2 separate regions of the Homo sapiens genome follow, and region 1 is linked to region 2. Evidence: read pairs that join two places in POLR2A ChIA-PET (ENCODE). Cell type or tissue: MCF 10A. All regions are shown on one strand. Links, peaks and the distances in the headings refer to the core of each region. The heading gives the core; the rest is flanking DNA. Region 1 has its middle 130 kb from the start of LINC02219. Region 2 has its middle 190 kb from the start of LINC02219.

What was found. ChIA-PET counts read pairs that join two places held together with the same protein. Peaks named below come from ENCODE experiments on the same cell type or tissue, not always from the same donor. Only the 100,000 strongest peaks of a DNase experiment are listed, where the experiment ranks them.
Region 1: POLR2A ChIA-PET joins it to region 2 with 7 read pairs; 3 of 35 experiments call an interaction of 5 or more read pairs at or near these places.

The regions. Positions count from the first base shown.
Region 1 is chr5:68,052,851-68,064,626 of GRCh38, reverse strand. No RefSeq gene overlaps it. Among named protein-coding and RNA genes, the nearest start is that of LINC02219, 130 kb to the left of the region's middle. In MCF 10A, for the core only: no CTCF peak of the experiment used is centred there; no DNase peak of the experiment used is centred there.
Region 2 is chr5:67,992,068-68,003,843 of GRCh38, reverse strand. No RefSeq gene overlaps it. Among named protein-coding and RNA genes, the nearest start is that of LINC02219, 190 kb to the left of the region's middle. In MCF 10A, for the core only: no CTCF peak of the experiment used is centred there; DNase peaks (open chromatin) are centred at 4,713 and 5,013.

The sequences.
Region 1 (11,776 bases), core at 3,466-8,465, 60 kb before region 2:
AGTTTTCCCAGCACCATTTATTAAATAGGAAATCCTTTCCCCATTGCTTGTTTTTCTCAGGTTTGTCAAAGATCAGATGGTTGTAGATGTGTGGTATTATTTCTGAGGGCTCTGTTCTGTTCCATTGGTCTATATCTCTGTTTTGGTACCAGTACCATGCTGTTTTGGTTACTGTAGCCTTGTAGTATAGTTTGAAGTCAGGTAGCATGATGCCTCCAGCTTTGTTCTTTTTGCTTAGGATTGTCTTGGCAATGCGGGCCCTTTTTTGGTTCCATATGAACTTTAAAGTAGTTTTTTCCAATTCTGTGAAGAAAGTCATTGGTAGCTCGATGGGTATGGCATTGAATCTATAAATTACGTTGGGCAGTATGGCCATTTTCACGATATTGATTCTTCCTATCCATGAGCGTGGAATGTTCTTCCATTTGTTTGTGTCCTCTTTTATTTCATTGAGCAGTAGTTTGTAGTTCTCCTTGAAGAGGTCCTTCACATCCCTTGTAAGTTGGATTCCTAAGTATTTTATTCTCTTTGTAGCAACTGTGAATGGGAGTTCACTCCTCATTTGGCTCTCTGTTTGTCTGTTATTGGTGTATAAGAATGCTTGTGATTTTTGCACATTGATTTTGTATCCTGAGACTTTGCTGAAGTTGCTTATCAGTTGCAATATCAGGAGATTTTGGGCTGAGACGATGGGGTTTTCCAAATATACAATCATGTCATCTGCAAACAGGGACAATTTGACTTCTTCTTTTCCTAATTGAATACCTTTTATTTCTTTTTTCTGCCTGATTGCCCTGGCCAGAACTTCCAACACTATGTTGAATAGGAGTGGTGAGAGAGGGCATCCCTGTCTTGTGCCAGTTTTCAAAGGGAATGCTTCCAGTTTTTTCCCATTCAGTATGATATTGGCTGTGGGTTTGCCATGAATAATTCTTATTATTTTGAGATACATCCCATCAATACCTAGTTTATTGAGAGTTTTTAGCATGAAGGGCTGTTGAATTTTGTCAAAGGCCTTTTCTGCATCTATTGAGATAATCATGTGGTTTTTGTCTTTGGTTCTGTTTATATGATGGACTACGTTTATTGATTTCATACATTGAACCAACCTTGCATCCCAGGGATGAAGCCAGCTTGATCGTGGTGGATAAGCTTTTTGATGTGCTGCTGGATTCAGTTTGCCAGTATTTTATTGAGGATTTTTGCATCGATGTTCATCAGGGATATTGGTCTAAAATTCTCTTTTTTGTTGTTGTTGTATCTCTGCCAGGCTTTGGTATCAGGATGATGCTGGCCTCATAAAATGAGTTAGGGAGGATTCCCTCTTTTTCTATTGATTAGAATAGTTTCAGAAGGAATGGTACCAGCTCCTCTTTGTATCTCTGGTAGAATTCAGCTGTGAATCCATCTGGTCCTGGACTTTTTCTGGTTGGTAGGCTATTGATTATTGCCTCAATTTCAGAGCCTATTATTGGTTTATTCAGGGATTCAACTTCTTCCTGGTTTAGTCTTGGGAGGGTGTATGTGTCGAGGAATTTATCCATTTCTTCTAGATTTTCTAGTTTATTTGCATAGAGTTGTTTATAGTATTTTCTGATGGTAGTTTGTTTTTCTGTGGGATCGGTGGTGGTATCCCCTTTATCATTTTTATTGCATCTATTTGATTCTTCTCTCTTTTCTTCTTTATTAGTCTTGCTAGTGTTCTATCAATTTTGTTGCTCTTTTCAAAAAACCAGCTCCTGGATTCATTGATTTTTTTGAAGGTTTTTTTGTGTCTCTATCTTCCTCAGTTCTGCTCTGCTCTTAGTTATTTCTTGCCTTCTGCTAGCTTTCGAATGTATTTGCTCTTGCTTTTCTAGTTCCTTTAATTGTGATGTTAGGGTATTGATTTTAGATCTTTCCTGCTTTCTCTTATGGACATTTAGTGCTATAAATTTCCCTCTACATACTGCTTTAAATGTGCCCCAGAGATTCTGCTATATTGTGTCTTTGTTCTCATTGGTTTCTCAAAGATCTCAAAGAAGATCTTTATTTCTGTCTTCATTTCATTATGTACCCAGTAGTCATTCACGAGCAGGTTGTTCAGTTTCCATGCAGTTTAGTGATTTTGAGTGAATTTCTTAATCCTGAGTTATAGTTTGATTGCACTGTGGTCTGAGAGACAGTTTGTTATAATTTCTGTTTTTTTACATTTGCTGAGGAGTGCTTTACTTCCAACTATGTGGTCAATTTTGGAATAAGTGTGATGTGGTGCTGAGAAGAATGTATATTCTGTTGATTTGGGGTGGAGAGTTCTGTAGATGTCTATTAATTCTGCTTGGTGCAGAGCTGAGTCAATTCCTGGATATCCTTGTTAACTTTCTGTCTCGTTGATCTGTCTAATGTTGACAGTGGGGTGTTAAAGTCTCCCATTATTATTGTGTGTGAGTCTAAGTCTCTTTGTAGGTCTCTAAGGATTTGCTTTATGAATGTGAGTGCCCCTGTATTGGGTGCATATATATTTAAGATAGTTAGCTCTTCTTTTTGAATTGATCCCTTTACCATTATGTAATGGCCTTCTTTGTCTCTTTTGATCTTTGTTGGTTTAAAGTCTGTTTTATCAGAAACTAGGATTGCAACCCCTGCTTTTTTTTGTTTTCCATTTGCTTGGTAGATCTTCTTACCTCCCTTTATTTTGAGTCTATGTGTGTCTCTGCACATGAGATGGGTCTCCTGAATACAGCACACTGATGGGTCTTGACTCTTTATCCAGTTTGCCAGTCTGTGTCTTTTAATTGGAGGATTTAGCCCATTTACATTTAAGGTTAATATTGTTAGGTACGAATTTGATCCTGTCATTATGATGTTAGCTGGTTATTTTGCTCGTTAGTTGATGCAGTTTCTTCCTAGCATCCATGGTCTTTACAACTTGGCATGTTTTTGCAGTGGCTGGTACCAGTTGTTCCTTTCCATGTTTAGTGCTTCCTTCAGGAGCTCTTGTAATGCAGGCCTGGTGGTGACAAAGTCTTTCAGCATTTGCTTGTCTGTAAAGCATTTTATTTCTCCTTCACTTATGAGGCTTAGTTTGGCTGGATATGAAATTCTGGATTGAAAATTCTTTTCTTTAAGAACATTGTCTCTTGGCCCCCAGTCTCTTCTGGCTTGTAGAGTTTCTGTGGAGAGATCTGCTGTTAGTCTGATGGGCTTCCCTTTGTGGGTAACCCAACCTTTCTCTCTGGCTGCCTTACCATTTTTTCCTTCATTTCAAACTTGGTGAATCTGACAATTATGTGTCTTGGGGTTGGTCTTCTCAAGGAGTATCTTTGTGGTGTTCTCTGTATTTCCTGAATTTGAATGTTGGCCTGTCTTGCTAGGTTCCTCTAGCCTCTTTTATAAGGGCACTAATCTACTCATGAGGGTGCAGTCCTCATTACTTAGTTACTTGCCAAAAGGCTCTTAATACTATCACACTGAGTACTAAGTAACAATAGATGAATTTTGGCAGCTACCAACATTTGAACTATATCATCAATGTAAGCAAAGAGGTAAATCCGAAGAAAGAACCAACAATAAATACTAGAGATAAAAAGAACTGTAATGGCCAGGTGCAGTGGCTCATGTCTGTAATCTCAGCACTTTGGGAGGCGGTGGATCACCTGAGGTTAGGAGTTTGAGTCCAGCCTGGCCAATATGGCAAAATCCTGTCTCTACTAAAAGTACAAAAATTAGCCGGGTGTGGTGGCAGGTGCCTGTAATCCCAGCTACTTGGGAGGCTGAAGAGGGAGAATTGCTTGAACCCGGGAGGTGGAGGTTGCAGTGAACCGAGATCATGCCATTGCACTCCAGCCTGGTGACAAGAGCAAACTCTGTCTCAAAAACAAAACAAACAAAACAAACAAGCAAACAAAAAAACACTGTAATAAAATGAAGAATGCCTGGACATGGCTAAGGAAAGAATCTCTGAGCTTAAGGATGTTTCAATGGAAACCTCCTGAAAAGCAGAAAGAACAAAGACTAAGAAGAAACAGAACAGAATATTCTAGAACTATGGAACTGCTACAGAAGTTGCGACATATGCATAATGGAAGTACCAGGAGGATTTGCCAGAAGAGAGAAGGAAATACCAGAAGAGAGAAGGGAAGAAAGCAATAGAAGGAATGTTTGGAACAATAATGACTGAGAATTTCCCCAAATTAGTGTCAGACACCAAATCACAAATCTAGGAAGCTCATAGAATACCAAGCAAGATAAATGTTCAAAAAATACCCACAAAAGGATAAAACAAAAAACAAAACCGAAGAATGACACTAGGTATATTATTCTTAAATCAAGGTAAAGGTTGAAAGAAGCCAGAGGAAAAAAATCCCCTGACCTATGGGGAAGCAAAGAATTACATCTGACAGCTCAGAAAACAGATGTGCAAGAAGAGAGTGGAGTAAAATGTTTAAAGCATAAAGAAAAACAAACAAGCAAACAAAAAACTCAACCTAGAATTCTGCACCCTGCAAAACTGTCCTTCAAAAGTGAAAAAACCAAACAAAACAAAATTTCTCGTACAAAACGGGAATTTGTTGAGGGAATTTGTTCCCGGTAAACGTGCCTTGCAAGAAATGTTAAAAGAAATTCTTCAGAGAGAAGGAATATAATATAAGTCTGCAACTTGGATCTACACAAAAAAAGGAAGAGCATTGAAGAAGATATAGTTGAAGGTAAAATAAAAACTTTATTTGGGAGGCCGAGGCAGGTGGATCACCTGAGGTTGGGAGTTGGAGACCAGCCCGACCAACATAGAGAAACCCTGTCTCTACTGAAAATACAAAATTATCCCGGTGTGGTGGTGCATGCCTGGAGTCCCAGCTACTCGGGAGGCTGAGGCAGGAGAATCGCTTGAACCTGGGAGGTGGAGGTTGTGGTGAGCTGAGATCGCGCCACTGCACTCCAACCTGGGCAAGAAGAGCGAAGCTCCATCTCAATAAATAAATAAATATATGAGTGAATGAATAAATAAATAAATAAAAACTTTATTTTTCTTACCTTTAATTGATCTAACAGATACCTGTTCAAAATAATAATAACAGCAACAATGCATGTGATTCTGTATGCTTATGTATATCTTCTGTGTGCATATATGCATATGTATGTGTATATATAACTAAAATAAGTGAAGCAATGATACAAGGGATGAGAGGAAGGAATTAGGATTATTTTGTTACATTATTTAAAAAAAGGGTTATTTGTAGGTGAGCTTGGTCATAGAGATCTACAGTACAGCATAGTTAACAATACTGCATTCTTATTTTTTTACATATTTAATATATTATAAATAGAGATGGAGTCTTGCTATATTGTCCAGGCTGGTCTCAAACTCCTGGATTCAAGCTATCCTCCCACCTTGGACTCCCAAAGTGCTGAGATTACAGGTGTGAGCCACTGTGCCCAGCCAACAATATGGTATTTTATACATAAAATTGTTAAAGAAGGTATACTTTATGTTAAGTGTTTTTATCACAACAATGATAAAAACTAAGAAAGTGGAAGGAAACTTCTGAAAATGATGGATAGGTTATGGCACAGATTGTGATCATGGTTTCATGGGCATATATTTATCTCCAAACTTATCAAGTTGTACACATATTATATATACAGCTTTTTCTATGTCAATTATACCTTAATAAAGTCATTTAAAAATCATACAAATAACATATAACTATGTAATCATTTAAAAATTAAAATACTCTACTTCATTTTCCCATTTTATTTCTACACTCTAGAACCAATCACTGCTAATGATATGATATGTGTAGCTCTCAAATATTGAATTAATTTACATGCATACCTATATAAAAGTGTAAATATAAATTTTTGGACATATAAACAATATCATGTTAGATTATGCATAATCTATGAAAAACTCAAGAAGTATGACCTTGGAAGAATCACAACCATGATCCTCCCAATACCCCTTGTTTTATGGGAAACTGAAGCCTGATAATACAGCTGAGACCAACTCTGTCCTCCAGGAAGATAAGAATGGTGAGAACAAATACATTTTCATATTTCTAGATTTCTAAAAAGTTGTGGAAAGGTCACATTCAGTTGGATGGATTAAATAGTTTGTGTTGAGATAACAGCTGCAGACAGTGATTCCTGGACCTAACCTTATCAAAGACTTCAAAACATGTTGTAAATGTATAACACCTATTTTTTATTCACTATAACTTACTTTTCTAAAAGTGTCCAATGATATCTCAACAGGTTGAGGCTTTATGCTGTGGCTGGAGTAGGAGGGAGGGATTGTTGTGCCTTAGGAGGAATTGATATTACAAATTTGAATCTACTCTAGTTCCAGACTCCAAATCTGGATTAGTTAGCGCAACCTCTTACTCCTGTAGCAGCGTGGCTATATCTTTATCATAGCAAGCTTTGCACTACAAAATAAGCTGTGCAAGAGCTGGGATTAGTGTCTGCTCTGATCTGCTGTGTCCTAGCACCTAGAACATTGGTGCCTAGCAGGTGTTCAATAGACACTTGTTCAGTGATACTTATTTTACCGCATTCTTTGTTATACTGTAAGCTCTTTGGTGGTATGGATCATAATATATTCATCTTTATAGTTCTGCAACTTATATTGGTACATGATTGGTGCTCAAAAATATTTGCTGAATATTATATAAATAGAAAAATAAGTGAATAGATAAAGGAATAAATACATGAATGAATAAAACAAACATAGGCTTTTAACATCAGGAATAGATACTCATTGTTGATCAAGGAAACCAGCCTAGACTCCAGTTAGAAGTCGGAACTGGTGGCTTCTTTGATTTTCTTTTAGGGCCTGACTCTTACTTTTCCCTCATGTACCATGGCATGCTATCCTTTCCTTTATAAAGAAAACCCTGGATTCTTCAAAAATGATAAGGAATGCATAATTTTTAACTGATTCTTTTAAAGGAACTCCTCTTCAGGAGCCATACTTCAGTAACAGTTTATTTCCAAGATTTTCTGCATGTTCTACACACCACATGCCAAGGGCTCATGTTTTATATCAGACAAGATACGATCATTTTCATTTTCACATTTTTTAGATTACCTCTGAAAATGTACATGAGTATCCATATGCAGATTATAATTTTATTTATATAGCTATTGCCAATGAGTTTGCTCCTGGATGAGAGTGAGAAAGAATTAAGGAAGTACATGAATAGCCCTCTCAGGAAGATAGGAATTCCTTGTATCAAAAGGTCAAAGCAGCCCGCAATAATTCTTGTCTCTTATCTCCTCCACAATTTACTCTCAAGAAGTTGCTACTTCAGAGGTTTCCAAAGCTTTCATCACCAATGCAGGAGTGCTTTAGGAGTATTTTCTTTTTAGGAGTATTTTCCATGTACACGGATCCTATGTTTTCACAGATTTACCTAGAAACATTTACGAGAACTTGTTAATTATTTGTTTCAAATATTTTATTTACAGAAAACATCTATAACTACCACTCAGATCTATAGCAAATAGATACTGTCTGTTAGAATTTTTGAAATACTGAAAATAGTGTATGAGTCTTTATCACCACCTTTATGGACTTCTATGGACCTAGGGACTAGCTATTTATAGAGTTACTGTAAGTTTTAAGATCCTGAGCAGAGTTGAATGAGGGATTGGAAGGGGTGGAAAAAAACCAGGAAAAAGAAACTAAATATTTAGTGACTGATTGCTGGAATCATAGTTCTTTTATACATATGTGTCTCATTCTGTATCTTCAAAGGTTTTGTCCTTTCTTTGTTAATGCTGTGTGATTTATTTAATATTTAGAATAATCAATGTGAGATACATATATGAAGATACATTTGTCATAACCTTACATTGTCATATCAAGTCCCACACCAACCATGCTTGTAATAGGAAGCAAAATAAGGAGGTTTAAAGTGATGGATGAGATGTTGTAAATTTGTCTACTTGCTGTGTCTGACTCATTTTTTTCTCTTCCAATTTTTTATAATAAAATACATTAGTATATATATGTTCTTATAATACATTCAACGCAACACAAATTAGAATTATATATTCTATTTGGTCCTATAAAATGAAAGTAGGGTTAGCCTAAGTGTCTGAAGATAATGCAGAAATTTGTCATTTCTTGGTTGTTAAACTACTTTAGGAAATGTGTTAGTGCTCAATTTTATTTGGTGTTTCTTACAATTCCATGACTATAGTGAACATAAAAAGTAAAGAGCCTAACATTCAATAAATATTGCAAGATTATATCTCACAGGCATAAAACCAATTATGTTCTAGAATAGTTAATTTATTTTATTTGGGAAATCCTGGAAAATATCTGAAAACAGTTCCCTTGACACAGATTTAGCCAATACACACATGGTAATTGGCGGCATCAATGTTATACTAAATGATATCTATAAACATCCTTTTAACCAGTGGTTCAATCCTGCTTTCTCACTTCTTTTCCCTGTCCTACGTACTGGCTCCCTGTTTGTCTCTGAGTACTTGTTAAATAGTTTAACTTTTTATCTTATTCTATCTACCTCTGGGGTAAAATTAAAATTTGTGCAGATGGATGCAAATGAAAACAAAGACATATTTTTTCAATAAGCTACTAGAATAGTCAATTGAAAAATGGAGGTATCTATGTATCTTGCAGACTCATCTGTTTGGTAGGAGTGACAAAACATGGGTACATTTAATTAGGTCTAACTTACTGGGAAAGGAGGATGGGGATGAGGTGAGACAAGGGGTAAGATGGGGTGAAATTTTAAGTGGGAGTCCTGGTGGTCAGCAGATAGAAGTGCGATTTTTCTATGTAAGAGGCCTTTGCCTAAGCACCTGTCCTGAATAACTGACACACTCTTTCAAAAGATAACTGATTCAATATTTGGGTGATGACTGAAAGAATTAACCAACTGAAGGACTGAAAATTCTAGAAAAACATAGAAAGGTATGAACTCAGAAAAGATGAACTCAGTCAAAGGTCCTATGCAAAAGCATTAGAGTGACACTGGCCTTGATTTCATCTTGGGTTTAGGATAATCATCACTATATGAAATCTTATAGGTAATTATCATTACAGGCTCAAAATAATACTAATACTCATAAGAACAATACTGACATTTGGATAATTCTTAAAATGCTTTTGAAAGTGCTTTCACATCTATTACTTTAATCTTTCCATTCCCCCCAGAGCAGTGAAGTTTAAGCACTGATATCCCCATTTTAAAGATGAAGGGGCCAAGGCCCAGAGCAGCTGTGAACTCCAGGCCATGAATTGCTCCATGACATGAATGTTAGCAGTTCAGTATTCAGAAGGACCCAGCAAGTCCTGTGATTTCTTTTAGATAATGCCATCCTGTGCAGGAGTCCTGTGCTTTCAGGGAGATTGTTCAGCAAGTAACCTTCCAGCTGCCCAGCTTGCTGGATTGGTCTCTGTCCCTTCACAGACCAGTGGGTGGGTGGCTGCTAGAGCATTTGTTCCTCACCAGCCCTTCTGTGGACCCCTCTTTGTAGATTTCCTGTTTTGATAAGAGGAGCCTGGCTCCAGGAAGCAGGAGTGGGTTTGGAGTTGCTGAAAGAAAGTTATACGTCTCTCTCTTGCTAGCCATATGGAATAAGTCTCAGTCCTTGGTCCTCCTGTAGTTGCTTGCTGGCCCTTTGCAATGAGTTTTCTGTGGCAAATGATGCCAAATGCCTTACAAAGGGAATAGCTTGCAGATGTGGGTATGATAACCTGCAAAGCACAGCTTAAATATAGTAATTGTCTCTAGCCTGCTCTTAACTGTGGCGACAGTGTTTCTACTATGTCATTAGGGAAGGAATTACCAAGTCTTGGAACACAGTGAGCCACGCTTCTGGCACCAGCTGCCAGAGTTTTTACAGAGTTAATTGGCTTCTCACCAAAAAGATTAGGGCACGAGGTTAAAGAATGTGAGAATAAGGAAGAACTAAGATAAATGGGAGACGAGAGTATCCAAAAGCTAACAAAAAGATTTTTGTTTCTATTGTTATTCAACTTAGATATAATCACTTTATCTCTTTGTGCTGAATCCATCATCTCTTTTATTCTGTTTTTCTGTTATCTTCTTCAGTGAGATAACTGAAATTTAAAGGTGAATGGTTTTGCTTTGCAGACTTTCTTTGCCAGCCACCTCCCCTGCCTAGCAGATCCAAGTAGGAAAACACCCTGGCCCTGCCTAGCAGAGCCAAGTAGGAAAAGATCTGAAGAATTTTAGGGCTGGATGAAGTTTAGAGGTTATCCAGTCCAATCTCCCACCTAAGATAGGAGATTTCATCCACTATTCCTTGGCAGGTGGTCTTCCAGACTTCCTACCTTTCAATACCTCACTTTGGACAGTTATTACCATTAGAATATTCTTCTTGATCCTGAATTTTTACTACTCAGAGGTTCTAGTTTTACGCTCTAGAACCAGATGGGACTAGTTTGTTTAGTTTTTTTTTCCCATAGCATATGGATTCAAATATTTCTTATTTATGTATTTATTTATTTATTTAGTTTTGAGACAGAGTCTTGCTTTGTTGCCCAGGCTGGAGTGCAGTGGTGCCATCTCGGCTCACTGCAACCTCTGCCTCCCAGGTTAAAGTGATTTTCCTGCCTCAGCCTCCTGAGTAGCTGAGATTACGGGTGCCCACCACCACGCCCAGAAAATTTTTGTAGTTTTAGTGGAGACAGGGTTTTGCCATATTGGCCAGGCTGCTCTTGAACCCCTGGCCTCAAATGATCTGCCCACCTCGGCTTCCCAAAGTGCTGGTATTACAGGTGTGAGCTACTGTGCCTGGCCACATCAAAATATTTTAATGAGAAAATTATACCTGCCTTAAAGCTGGAATAACTAATAAATTTCATCTTAGTTGTCCAATCCAATAGAGTGCATAGTGGTTGCCTGGAGGGCTATGAGCTGGCCAAACACTACAGGAAGAGAATAATGATTGATTATTAATGTCTTCCACGGACAGAGGAGGAGAGTGGTGGCAGGATGGTGTACCTTTTTAGACCATCCTTAAGTGTAATGTAATCCCCGAGTACCTTTGGTCACTCAATTGTTTTATTTTCATATATCATGGATATTCTCTTTGATTTTCCTGAACAATATTCCTCTTGAAAAATAACTCCCAAAGTTGAACACAGCACTCCCAATGTGGTATGACTAGACCAGAAAACAATGGAAGTATGATACCCATTGAAACATATCACCATTAATGTAGTCAACAATTGTATTTATTTTTTTTGGCAGCCATACCACTCTTGTGACTCATATTGAGCATGTGGCTTACATGCTCACATAGCAGTCAACAATGCAGTATAATTTGAGGGGTACCACAAGAGCCCAGCCACCCTAACATATCTCTTTACTAGGCTGTTTGGTGCTATGGGCTCATTCTATGTGGTCTGATATCCCTTCATTTGTGTTACTCCTTTGGGTTACACAACTGTGTTTGGGGGAATGAATTGAGTCTAGGCTGTTCCCATTAGAATTCTAGAAATTATTAACGCATTGGGGCAGAATGGCTTTTCCATTGCTTCAACAAATATGTATTGATGTATTGATTGCTTACCATTGTTTTAGGCACTGGGGATAAAACAATGAACAAACAAGATGAAACTTCTGTCCTAATGGAGCCTACGCTATAATGTGGGAAGACAGACAATATAAGAAAAATTATAAAATAGATGGTAATAAGTTCTGTGGGGAAAAAAATAGAGCAGAGGGGAAGAATGAGAGGTGGTAGGAGAGGAGACATTGTGATTTGAAATAGAGTAGACAGAGAGGGCCTC
Region 2 (11,776 bases), core at 2,360-7,359:
CTATGTTGCCCAGGATGGTTTTGAACTCCTGGTCTCAAGCCATCCTCCTGCCTTGGCTTCCCAAAGTACTGGGATTACAGGCGTGAGTCACCATGCATGGCCAGATGTTTTTTTCTCTGAGGAAGATGATATATCCCATTATAAACATGGAAGAAAAAAACCCAAAGAGTGGTGATAACTATTCTGTTCACTACACCTGACCCCCAGTTATTCAGCTGTCTGCTATGTTACTAAACAGGATTATCTTCCTTGGCAAAATTAAAATTAAATTTCTGCAATTACCTGAATCTTAACCACTAGCTACTAGCAGATATCAGTGGCTAGTCAGAATGATGATCCTATTTTGAAACTAGAATTAGGAGCTTTGTATATAAGGTAAAATCATGCTCCAGAATATGCTCATAAATTGTAAATCTTGAAAGTCTGTTGAAGTGATGGTCCCTTCTACTGAAAAACACACACATGCTTCATTGCTTCAGTGTCAGAGGACTCATGGATTCTCAGAAGCCATTGCGTGGGCCTTTACAGCCTAGATTAATATCCTAATGTCAAATATATTCCGACTCAACTCTCTCCTCTCCAGCCTTACCAAAGCTGTTCTGTTATAGCCTTTCTCATCTCCTAACTGACTCTTATCACCGCCTCCACACCCACCAAACCCTAGGTGGGCCTGAGCCCTCCCAGCCACACTGCAACCACAGTGAACCATCAAAAACCAAAACTGGGCACATTGTGCCTCTGCTTCCATCCCTTCCATGGTTCTCCACTCACAAGATAAAGCCCCGACACCCCCATGGCCTGGTCCTTAGCTTTACTTCCCCATCCTCACTTTTAATCAGGTCCTGACTGATACCCAGTGCCTCAGAAGTTCCAGACTTCTGCAATTTCCTGTATGTATTTTTTGAGTACATGCCTTTGTTTTTTTTTTTTTTTTTTTTTTTTTTTTTTTGAGATGGTGTCTCACTCTGTCGCCAGGCTGGAGTGCAGTGGCACAATCTCAGCTCACTGCATTCTCTGCGATTCTCCTGCCTCAGCCTCCCGAGTAGCTGGGACTACAGGCGTGCACCACCATGCCCAGCTAATTTTTGTATTTTTTAGTAGAGATGGAGTTTCACTCTGTTGGCCAGGATGGTCTCGATCTCTTGACCTCGTGATCCGCCTGCCTTGGCCTCCCAAAGTGCTGGGATTACAGGCGTGAGCCACCACGCCCAGCCTGTTTTTAGTAGTTACATCAGCTTGACTCCATACACTCACCTCTCTCTCATTCCCTTTATTTGGTTAGTTTTCATTGCCTATGAATGACTCATTTCAGTTGTCTCTTCCACCAGCAACCTGTTCTGGCATCTTCTCTTCTCTTCCTGACTCATTTAGGGGGCCTTGCTCCGGGGATCTATAATGCCTATAAATATCCTTATTGCTTACCACATTGCACTATAATTATCTGTTTAGATTTTTGTTTTTCGCTGTAGACCAGAATCTTCTTGTGGGTAAGGGCTTTATCTTATTTTCTTTATCTCTCTCCAGGTCTCAATAAGGGGCTTATAGAGAGTAGCTGTTCACCAAGTATTTAATTGCCAAATGAATAAGAAAAATGAATAAATTAAAGAATAGATGCTTTATAAATAATCACTAATTTTTTGGTTTATCATGTATCTTCAGGATCTAAGAGGGAATATACACAGAAATCTAAAGTAAATGAAATGAAACATATGTGAAAGAACCCAGTAGAATGCTTGGCACATAGTAACACACAGTGTAGATTTTGTTTTCCATTTATATTAAATTATATAATTAAATATAAAAAATAATTTATTCACATTTTTATAATAAATTTATTTTCTATAATGTAAATATACTGTATGTTAAAATATAAAGTATAATATTTTATAATATACATTTATTTATATCAAATCGCATCTCAAACTAGGACCAAAAAGAAATAAGATATGTTTTATTGAAGTTATTTAATCAACAAACATTTATTGAACTGAATATTATATGTAAAAGCCCACCACTGTACCAAGTGCTGGAGGTACTGAGAGTGGAAGGGTTTGATCGCTCCCTGCCTTCAGAGACCTTACGATCAAGCAGGCTTCACAATTCCCCAGTCCTCCTTCTGCTTCCTCATGAAACCCACCCAGGAGTGTCCTAACAAACCTGTAAGTGTATGTCTCTAGGTTCCAATTAATTGTGACTTCATTCTTATTTTTAAAAAAATCCAGAAGGAAGCTTTTTAAAAAATCTATAAGAATATTTAATAACATTTTTGTTAAATGGTGAATGCCAGGGACAAATATGTTCTGCAATTTTATATCTTATTTAAGAGTGATTCTTGTCCAGGTGTGGTGGCTCACGTCTGTAATCCCAGTACTTTGGGAGGCCGAGGGTGGAGGATCACTTGAGGCCAGGAGCTCAAGACTAGCCTGGCCAAGATGGTGAAACGTCATCTCTACTAAAAATACAAGTATACAAAAATTGCCAGGTGTGGTGATGCATGCCTGTAATCCCAGCTACTTGGGAGGCTGAGGCAAGAGAATTGCTTGAACATGGGAGGCAGAGGTTGCAGTGAGCCAAGATGGTACCAATGCACTCTGGTCTGGGCCACAGAGCAAGACTGTTTCAAGAAAAAAAAAAAATAATAAGTGATTCCTAAGGCACATTTGACAGGCCATCTTTCAAAGGAAGAATTTTCAACCTTAGCATGAGCTGACATTGCCCCTCTAGCACACTCACACAAAAGGAAAAGGTGACATTCCCTTTGACTTCCTGGTTCTAGTCTACTAGTATCATGCAAGGAGGAGGCTGCACTACTGCAGTCACATGGGATGGGAATTTAGAACTATAAACTGCAGGAAGGATGTGGATGATGGCAATTTGACCATGAATTCCAGCTAGCCCTAGTTAAATAAGCAGGCACTAACTATCCCAGGAGATTGTCTTGAGGGCTTTATAGACTTACAGCTGTTGGAATATTAAAGAAATTCTCCAAAGACACAAAATAGATTTGGGGAGCAAATTATGACCCTTGGGATCTGTCTTCCTCACTCTTAGGCCCTAGGGGCTGCATTTTAGTGTACTGAGCTTACTCAATCACTTTTTAATGCCTTGGGAAAATATGTCACACATAAAATTAAATTTGTGTTTGTTTCAATGTCAATATCACATGTGTGTATGAATTTAATGACATAGAAACAAGAAAGGAAGCTCAAGACATATCAGATATATTGTGAGCCAGTGGTTAGTGTTGTTCCTGTTCAACTCTTGAGGATGTTTGGCAATGTTTGGAGACATTTTTAGTTGTGACAGATGGGAAAAGAGTGTTTCTGGCATCTAATAGAAAGAGGCCGAGGGCACTTTGCTGAACATCCTATGATACATAGGACAGGCCCTCTCAACACAGAATTATTAGGTCCAAAATATCAATAGTATTGAGGTTGAGAAATCCTGGGTTAGGCCTTGGCTAGTGAAATAAGGAATGATAAGACCTCCATTCTTTCTTATTATCTTGTTACATATTTTCATTTTCACCATGCTCCCCAAGACAGCTATTAAATACAAAGAAAAATTTAAATGAGGTCTTTGTCCTCATAGATCTTGTAGAGTTCATTTAATAAGACCATGTAGATACCTATAAAGTGTTAAATAACAATACAATAGAACAATGAACAAAAATAAAGCAGAGTATTAATTGCCAAATATTGGTATGGGCAATTTTGCCATGAGTTAAGAGATGGAAGAGGACATACTCGAAATAGGAATTTGCGGCTGGACGCGGTGGCTCATGCTTGTAATCCCGGCACTTTGGGAGGCCAAGGCCGGTGGATCACCTGAGGTTAGGAGTTCGAGACCAGCCTGGCCAACATGGTGAAACCCCATCTCTACTAAAAATACAAAAAATTAGCTGGGCGTGGTGGCAGGCACCTGTAATCCTAGCTACTCAGGAGGCTGACGCAGAAGAATGGCTTGAACCCAGGAGGCATAGGTTTCAGTGAGCTGAGATCATGCTACTGCACTCCAACCTGGGCAACAAGAGTGAAACTCCATCTCAAAAAGAAAAAAAAAAAAGAAAAGAAATAGGAATTTGCATTAAGATAACAGACTCTGTGGGAACAGGGCTCTGGTGTCTTCTGCATATTGCTGTGTTCCTATCACTTAGTACAGTGCCTGGCATGTAACAGCTACTCACTATACTCAAAAAATACTTATTGCATGAATCCAGGAATAGATTTAGAGAGAGAGGCCAAATATTTTCTGGAAGATTGGGAGGAATGGAAAAAGTCAATGCAAGGAGAAAAGAATGGGATTGATATATTTCCAAATTCCATGTATCTTGGGGACCGTATTGAAATAGGAAAGTAGGTGTGGGTGTAGTAAAAGGAAGTTGGTGCTAGTTTAGGAAATTCGGGTTTGCTGCATAGATACTGGGAACACAAATTGGAATTATGTTTGTTCCAGAATAATTGCAATCCGTTTAATGCTTGCTTGTTTGAATCTGAGGGGGTGTGTCTTTAATTGCTCTTCACTGAGGACAGATGCCAAGTGCGTGTGTGAGTGTAAATCTCTGTGTGCGTGGGGTTGTGGGTGTTGTGTTAACTTCGTCATCCTCTTTATCTAAATGTCTTCCTGATCCTCTTGCCTGAGCCTCCACCTTTTCTGTCTAGCCTGCACTGAGTTCCCTTCTCATGCATGTGGCAGTGACTCAGGGGCGGAAGAAGGACTGCCCAGCCTGTGCCTGGTCACTTCCTGCTGTGCCTCCAGCAGGGTCTGCACATGACGCTCCGATTTTCCCAGCAGACCTGAGGAAGTGCCCACATGGCGTGTCTGCCATGGGGGAATGCAGCTTTGCTGTCATTGTCACTGAGCTGCCATTTAACTGAAGGTTTACAGCAGCCCCAAAGTGTCTGCTGGCCTCCTCATGGAAAGTGGAAAAGGCAAGGGCAGGGAAGGGCTCATCTGAGTGACACTCTGTGCTGCCTGCTCTTCCTCCACTGCTTGACTTGGCATCTGTCATGGGTTATGTAAACAAATAAGAGGAACAATCCACGCAGGGCCACTGGCTTTAACATGCCTTTCCTGTGTCCCAGGGTGTGCGTAAGCAGGGAACACAGTGGGTGATGACAGGGGTTTGTTCCTGCCTAGAAGGGAGATTCTTTTCTGGCCTGGAAAGTTCTTTTTTTTTTTTCTTTTGCTTTCTTTTTTTTCTTTTTCTTTTTTTTTTTTTTGAGACAGCGTCTCACTCTGTTGCACAGGCTGGAGTACGGTGGCACGATCTCGGCTCACTGCAACCTCTGCCTCCTGGGTTCAAGCGATTCTCCTGCCTCAGCCTCCCGAGTAGCTGGGATTACAGGTATGCACCACCATGCCTGGCTAATTTTTGCATTTTTAGTAGAGACAGGGTTTCACTCTGTTGGCCAGGCGGCTGGTCTCGAACTCCTGACCTCAAGTGCTCTGCCCACCTCTGCCTCCCAAAGTGTTGCGATTACAGATGTGAGCCACCGCACCCAGCGAAAGTTCTAAGAGCTTCCTTTTAGACTTTCCCCCTTTGCCCTTTGATACCCCTGTCTTTGTGATACAGAAGGTGAGCTAAGGCTGCAGGGTGCCAAGGATCACTAGACACAAGACACCCAGGAGGCCACTAGAGACAAGCCTGGTTCTGAGTAACCTCTGTTCCAAAATGATTGGCCTGCACCCAGAGGGAGGGCACCTGGATGCCAAGAAGTAGTAATGAATTGGGGAAAAGAGTGGAAAGACATGACATTGATGGCTTGTTTTCATAAACACTAGTCTTAATTGTGATGACATACAGAAGAGTGTTATTATAATATTCAATGCATAAAGTTAGCATGACAATAACCTCACATTCTCTAGCATGACCTCATGTTCTCTTTCAGTGACTGATTATTATTTTCATTATTATGTTTTGAAGCAATTCTGCTGAAGGATGATCAGTGTGGATTTTACACATTTTACAGTAGAGGAAACAAAGCCACCAGGAAAGTTCACTACCCAACGATTTGAAATGGTCACTGCATTTCCCACGGAAAGAGTTCACATTGTCCAAGGCTTGTAGGACATTTACTAAGATGGAATCCTGTGAAATTGCCAATATTGGGTGAATTTTTTATGTATAAAAATAGCAGTTTCATAGCTCCAACATAAAATTATCAACAAAGGAAACTATCTTTTCTACCTCTTATAGTGGAAGGTGTTTGGGGTCTTTATTTTTTAATTTTAGAATAGGCATACTTGGTTCGACCTCCACTGTAGAATAAATTTATTTCCCAATTCTGGGAAGGAAACCCAGGTTCCCCAAGCTTTGAAGATTCCTGATGGTCAGTACTTGCCTTCCCCAGCCGCTCAGGCTGCAGTCCTGAGAATCCTCACCCTGGAAGCTCAGCCCTGCCTAGTCTTGGAGCAATTCCTGACCCAGGTGGACAAATATCAGTTGGCTCAGTACCTACATGTTGGGGTCTAGAATTAGTCTGGCTTCCCTGAGCCCAGAGTCCACATGCCAGGGATGAACTCTTGGCATCTCACAGCCATCACTGTGCAATCACCTGCCCTTCCCAAGCCATGTCCCAGGCCATACACCTGAGCCTCTTCTGCCTTGGTTTCCTGAACTGCATTTTGTTTTCCTTCTTGGGGTTTAATTATGCTGTTAATGTAAGCCATCTTGGCATGTGACATAGCTATTCACTGTCATCCTCTGAGGGAATAGGCTTGTACCCAATATTCCAGCCCCTGACTGGTGTCCTGCTTCAAAATGGGTAGACCTTCCTGACTCATGGCCCTGCTCCCCCCATCTTTCAGCAGCTCCTCAAGGTGTCATCAGCCCTGATCACACCAGGGTTTGACATTCCTCTTTAAACACCTTTTAACCCAGGAGGCCTTTTAACCCAGGAGGCCTTGCCTCTTCTTGGCTTTCTTCCAAGACACAGCATGACCCGTAGCACGGGCGTCGTCCATGGCAGAGATGCGGAACCTTCCTAGTTGGCCTTCCAGGCTGCTCTCAGATGAGGCAGTGACTGCCCACCGTCGGCTCTTGAGTTCCCCATTCCACTTACAGTTTGGGACAGAATCCCATTTTGTGGTTGGTGATGAAGAGATAAGAACAGAAGTGGGTGGGAGAAACCAAACACCACCTGGCCTGAAGCAGCACAGGCTGAGGGGACAACAGAGCAGAATGGCCAGGAGGCCGGGGAGCCGGTCACTGCTGTCGGGCAATCTGGGGCAGTCTCTGGCTGGCTTGGTCAGGTGTGTGGTGGAGGAAACTGAATGTTGTCCTGAATCAGAGGCCCTCACATTTTGTGCGTGAAATTAACAGTGTGTGAGAGAAGTCATGAAAAGTGTCTGTTAGTGACCCAATAGCTTTACAAATCATTTGTCCTCCACAATCAGCTGGGAAGAGTCACAAAGGATAAGGTGATTTGGAGATTGGGATTTGTCATTCAGTTCAGAATTTCTTTCTACAAAATAACAATTTTTTCTCTTTTAGGGACAGGAATGATGGTTTTATGTCAACTTATTTCTCCCCCCCCCTTTTTTTTGCTATAAATGTTACAAAGCAATAAATAAACAGTAATGTATACCATTTAGCATGAGGCCATCATAAAAGGAAAAGAGAGTAACACCAGGAACACTCAGTAAACAAGCTCTAAGTGCTTTTCCTTCACCTGGTTTTGATTTTGAGGAGGGGCCCAGGATCACAGAAGAACATTGAAGACCTAGGCTGCTGCTCTGTCACTAACTAGCAGCCCAGCCACCTCTTGTGGTGGTTTGTTCCTTAACTACATGTGTGGCTAGACAAATCATCCAAGGGCTGACTCCACTGTTCTCATCAGTGAGTGTGGGATGCCTGAGCTCCTCTGGCATGCATTCGTTATGCATGCTATGATCCTGTTTTACAGCTATGAACACACATGTCCAGATAACATTTCCTACAGGGCTGGGCTCATGGATTAGGTTTTTTATGATCATTTTTTTATTTTGAAATTTGTTCAAAAATATTGAACATAACAGATATTCATATAACAACATTCCGGGTACTTATCATCCCAAAGGAACAAATATTAACCTTTTGTTTTATTTGTTTCAAATTAAAAAAAAAAAACCAAAACAATATAGTGATCTATCCCCTACTTAGAGAGAACTACTACCTGGAGATTGGTGAATATGAGTTCTGTCTATAGTATCATGAACTAACTACTTACAGATGTAGCCATTAGCAAAATAGTGTTGTTTCCTATCATAAATAATTTCAGACTGTTTATATGAGTCTGCTACTTGCTTTTTGCCCTTAAATTTATAATTTTGAGACCTCCATACTGATACTGTGTTGTAGCTCTAATGCATTCAAGTATTAAACAAAAGTTCATAATATAAATATCCTATTATTTGTTTAATTATGGAACTGTTGGTTATTTCCATTTTTAATAATAGCAAATGACGCTGCCATGAACATTTTGTGCGTGTCTCCTTTTGCACCTGTGCAAAGATTTCCCTAAAGCATGTACTAAAGGTGGAACTTCTAAGATTCAGTGGAGAAACACCTTCAACTTTACTATGTATTGCCAAATTTCTCTTCAAAGTAGATGTACCAACTAATACTCTCAACAAGAGTTGCCAACTTCCCTTCTCCCCAAATTCTTGTTAAGCTTGGAAATTTCTCCCAATTTAATAGGCATGACATGCTCTCCCACTGATTGTTTTAATGTGCATTTACATCTTCATATTTTTTTGTCCATTTAGATTTTTTCATCTGGGAATTATATGCTTTTATCTGTAACAGTCAGGACACTTGCAGGAAACAGATGACACATTTAAATTGGACTAACTTGAGGAGGGACTCTTTACAAAGTTGAAGGCAAGTTTTCACTTTTTTTAAATGGTTAGGGAACTCCTTTTCTAGTTATAATTTGCTATGAAGGTTTTTCCCTTGTTATTTGTTGAGAGAGGATGACAGTTGCAGAGAAAAGACAATGCTTTTAAAGGGCTTCTGTCTTGTCCTTTTTACTTTCTTCTTGGCAGTGTGATTATGCAAATGGTTTTGGGGCAACAGGCATGTTTGTTTTGAATTTTCCCACAAAAAGGGTACTACCAGTTAAGCCTCCAAGACAGATCCTCCATTCCTGCTATCTACATCTGCAAAATATGCTGTTCATGTTTTGATTGGGCAATTTAAGGAGTCCATTTGATATACAGTATTTCTATCAATTCATATCATTCATTTGAGATTATACACCTCTTCCTTCTACCTTCTTTCCTTCCTTTCTTGTTGAAGTCAGTCAAACTTGAGTTCAAATTCTGGCTTTGTCATTTTCTTGCTTCATGTCTTTAGACAACTTATATAACCTCTCTGAGCAACAATCAAGCTACAGTAGCTTCTGTGTCTTCAAGGGCGTACGTAATAAAACCTACCATGCACGTACATATACACATATACATATACATATACATGCATATACAAAGAGACACATGGACATATACACACATGATTAAAGAACATATGCAAACTGGGCACACAGCAGATGCTCAAAAAATGATAGCTCTTTATTGTTGCTATGATCAAACACCTACTATGTATTTTTGATAAGCACTAAGGATACAGAAATAAATAAGGCATGGGGCCTGCCTTAAAGAGGCGTTTAGACAGATTTATGGCCAAGAAATACAATGATGTGTTCTAGTCACCATTACAAAAGTCAGCACAAGGTAAAATAGCGGCCGAAGGAAGGAAGTTGGGGGAAAGTTTATAAAAGTCTTTAGGAGGAGATGGCTGTGAACCAAATGCTAGTGAATAGGTATCTCCCAAGAAGAACAAGAGAGAGGGTTCTCTAGGCAGAGACAGCAGTTTGAGCAAAGCAGGAGAAGTGCAGTAGCCCATCATATTTACATGTGAGCAGCTTGGCACATAAAGTGTAAGCCAGGAGAAGAACAGGTGGAAAAAGGTACGGTAAGAAAGACGGGAGGGCAGAGGGGGCTCCAAAATGCTACTCTAGGGAAAATATATTTTGAATAATCTCCTGTAGATATAAAAAGCTGTTGAAGTTTTCAGAGTAGAAGAGTAATATTATTTGCTTTACATGTTACAAAAAATGATTCTGGAATTATTTAGCAAATTGGAAGAGTTTGCATGGTATTCAAGACTGTGAACCCTGTTGGCTGACAAGTTGGGTTGGAATCCCTGGTTCCTCACTTATAATTAGTTTTGTGAGCTTAGGCAATTTTTTTAACCTTTCTAAACATTAATATCTCTCTCTGTAAAGTGGAGCTATTATAATTATGTGCTTATCTCATAGGGTCGTTGGAAGATTAAATGTGGTAATTCACACAGAGCCTGGCATATAGCAAGCAAAATTAGGGAGTAGAAACCCAGGGATCTAATTGAATTTGGAAGTCTTTAGGACCATCCATCTCCAGCTCAGAAGAGAGCTTACTCTCTTAAATTGCCCCAGAAATCTGAGTGCGAGTCGATACTAATCTAGGTTGGCTGGTGGCTGAATTGTTTCTGGTAAAGGGAGGGAAAGAAAAATATAAAGTAAAACAGAAATAAAAGACACTATCAACTGACAAAGAATTAATGATCTTTCTGTGTGATGGAACAGTATGTACATGAACAAGATTTCAGAATATTTAAAATGCAAAGATACCAACTTGACATAGTGTTGAGTGGAAGTATATTAAGGGAATGAATACAGTTAATCTGACCTCTCTGTGGGAACCATTGCCAAATGAGTCAGTCGTGGACAGTGTGTAATTTATTTTTATAGCTTGCATTCAAGGGAAATATTCAGTGCAAGTCCAAATGTTCCACCTCGAACATCTAAATTCAACACTAGCATATGGCATTCCTACTCATACCCACCTGGAGAGAAGGTGGAGGTAGAAGAAAGGAAATGTTGTCATCGGAGACTTCTGCTCCTGGCACTTCCTCTCTAACCTTTTGTATTCACCCCATTCCAACAGATGTTAACAGGGCTCACAGCTTTCTGGACAATTTATAAGTATTTCCACTACAAACAAAATAGCTCAACTAGTGCAAATGGCATTGGAAATCTTGTTTGAAATATTGGATTTTAAAATCATAGTCAAATTAATTCTAATCGTTCTAGAAGAGATAAATGGATGCCCCTGAACAGAGTAACACAAATCTGTTACTTCTGCACATGACAGGCAAGTCAACCTACTGCCAGAACAGGAACTTCAGGAATGGTCTCAGACTCCTGCTAATACTCATGTATTTCTGCTTGGCAAGTGGTACCTCTTTGACCATGGCCCCAAGATTAGATGTTTTGCTGACTGCTTTGGGCCGCTATCAGGGTGGACTTCTTTGACGCATTGTGGAAAGACTGTGTTTTGCTTTTCGAAATTAAGTAAAGGAACTGAAGGAAAAGAGAGCATGGATATATGAGTGTGGTTGCATAGGAGGAAAAAACTCCAAACATGGTGTCCACCAACCTGCGATGGGGCAATCTAAGCAGTCCATCTGATGCACAGTATTTCTATCAATTCATATCATTCATTTGAGATTATACACTGAACTGACTGCTTGACCTTGGGCAAGTTACTTCGCCTCTTTAGCTTCAGATTATCATGCCAGGAAAGGGGGTTGGGTCTCTAAAACCTTTCTCAATTTCTAATACTAAGACTTTCTATTATTTGCCACTGCTCACAGATGCTTTAAATCAAGTAAAACTTAACCTTTTTTTTTTAAAAGAAATGTAATGTTCATCAGCTTTGCAAAAAGGAAGCAAGGAATGAAATAACAAGAACAACT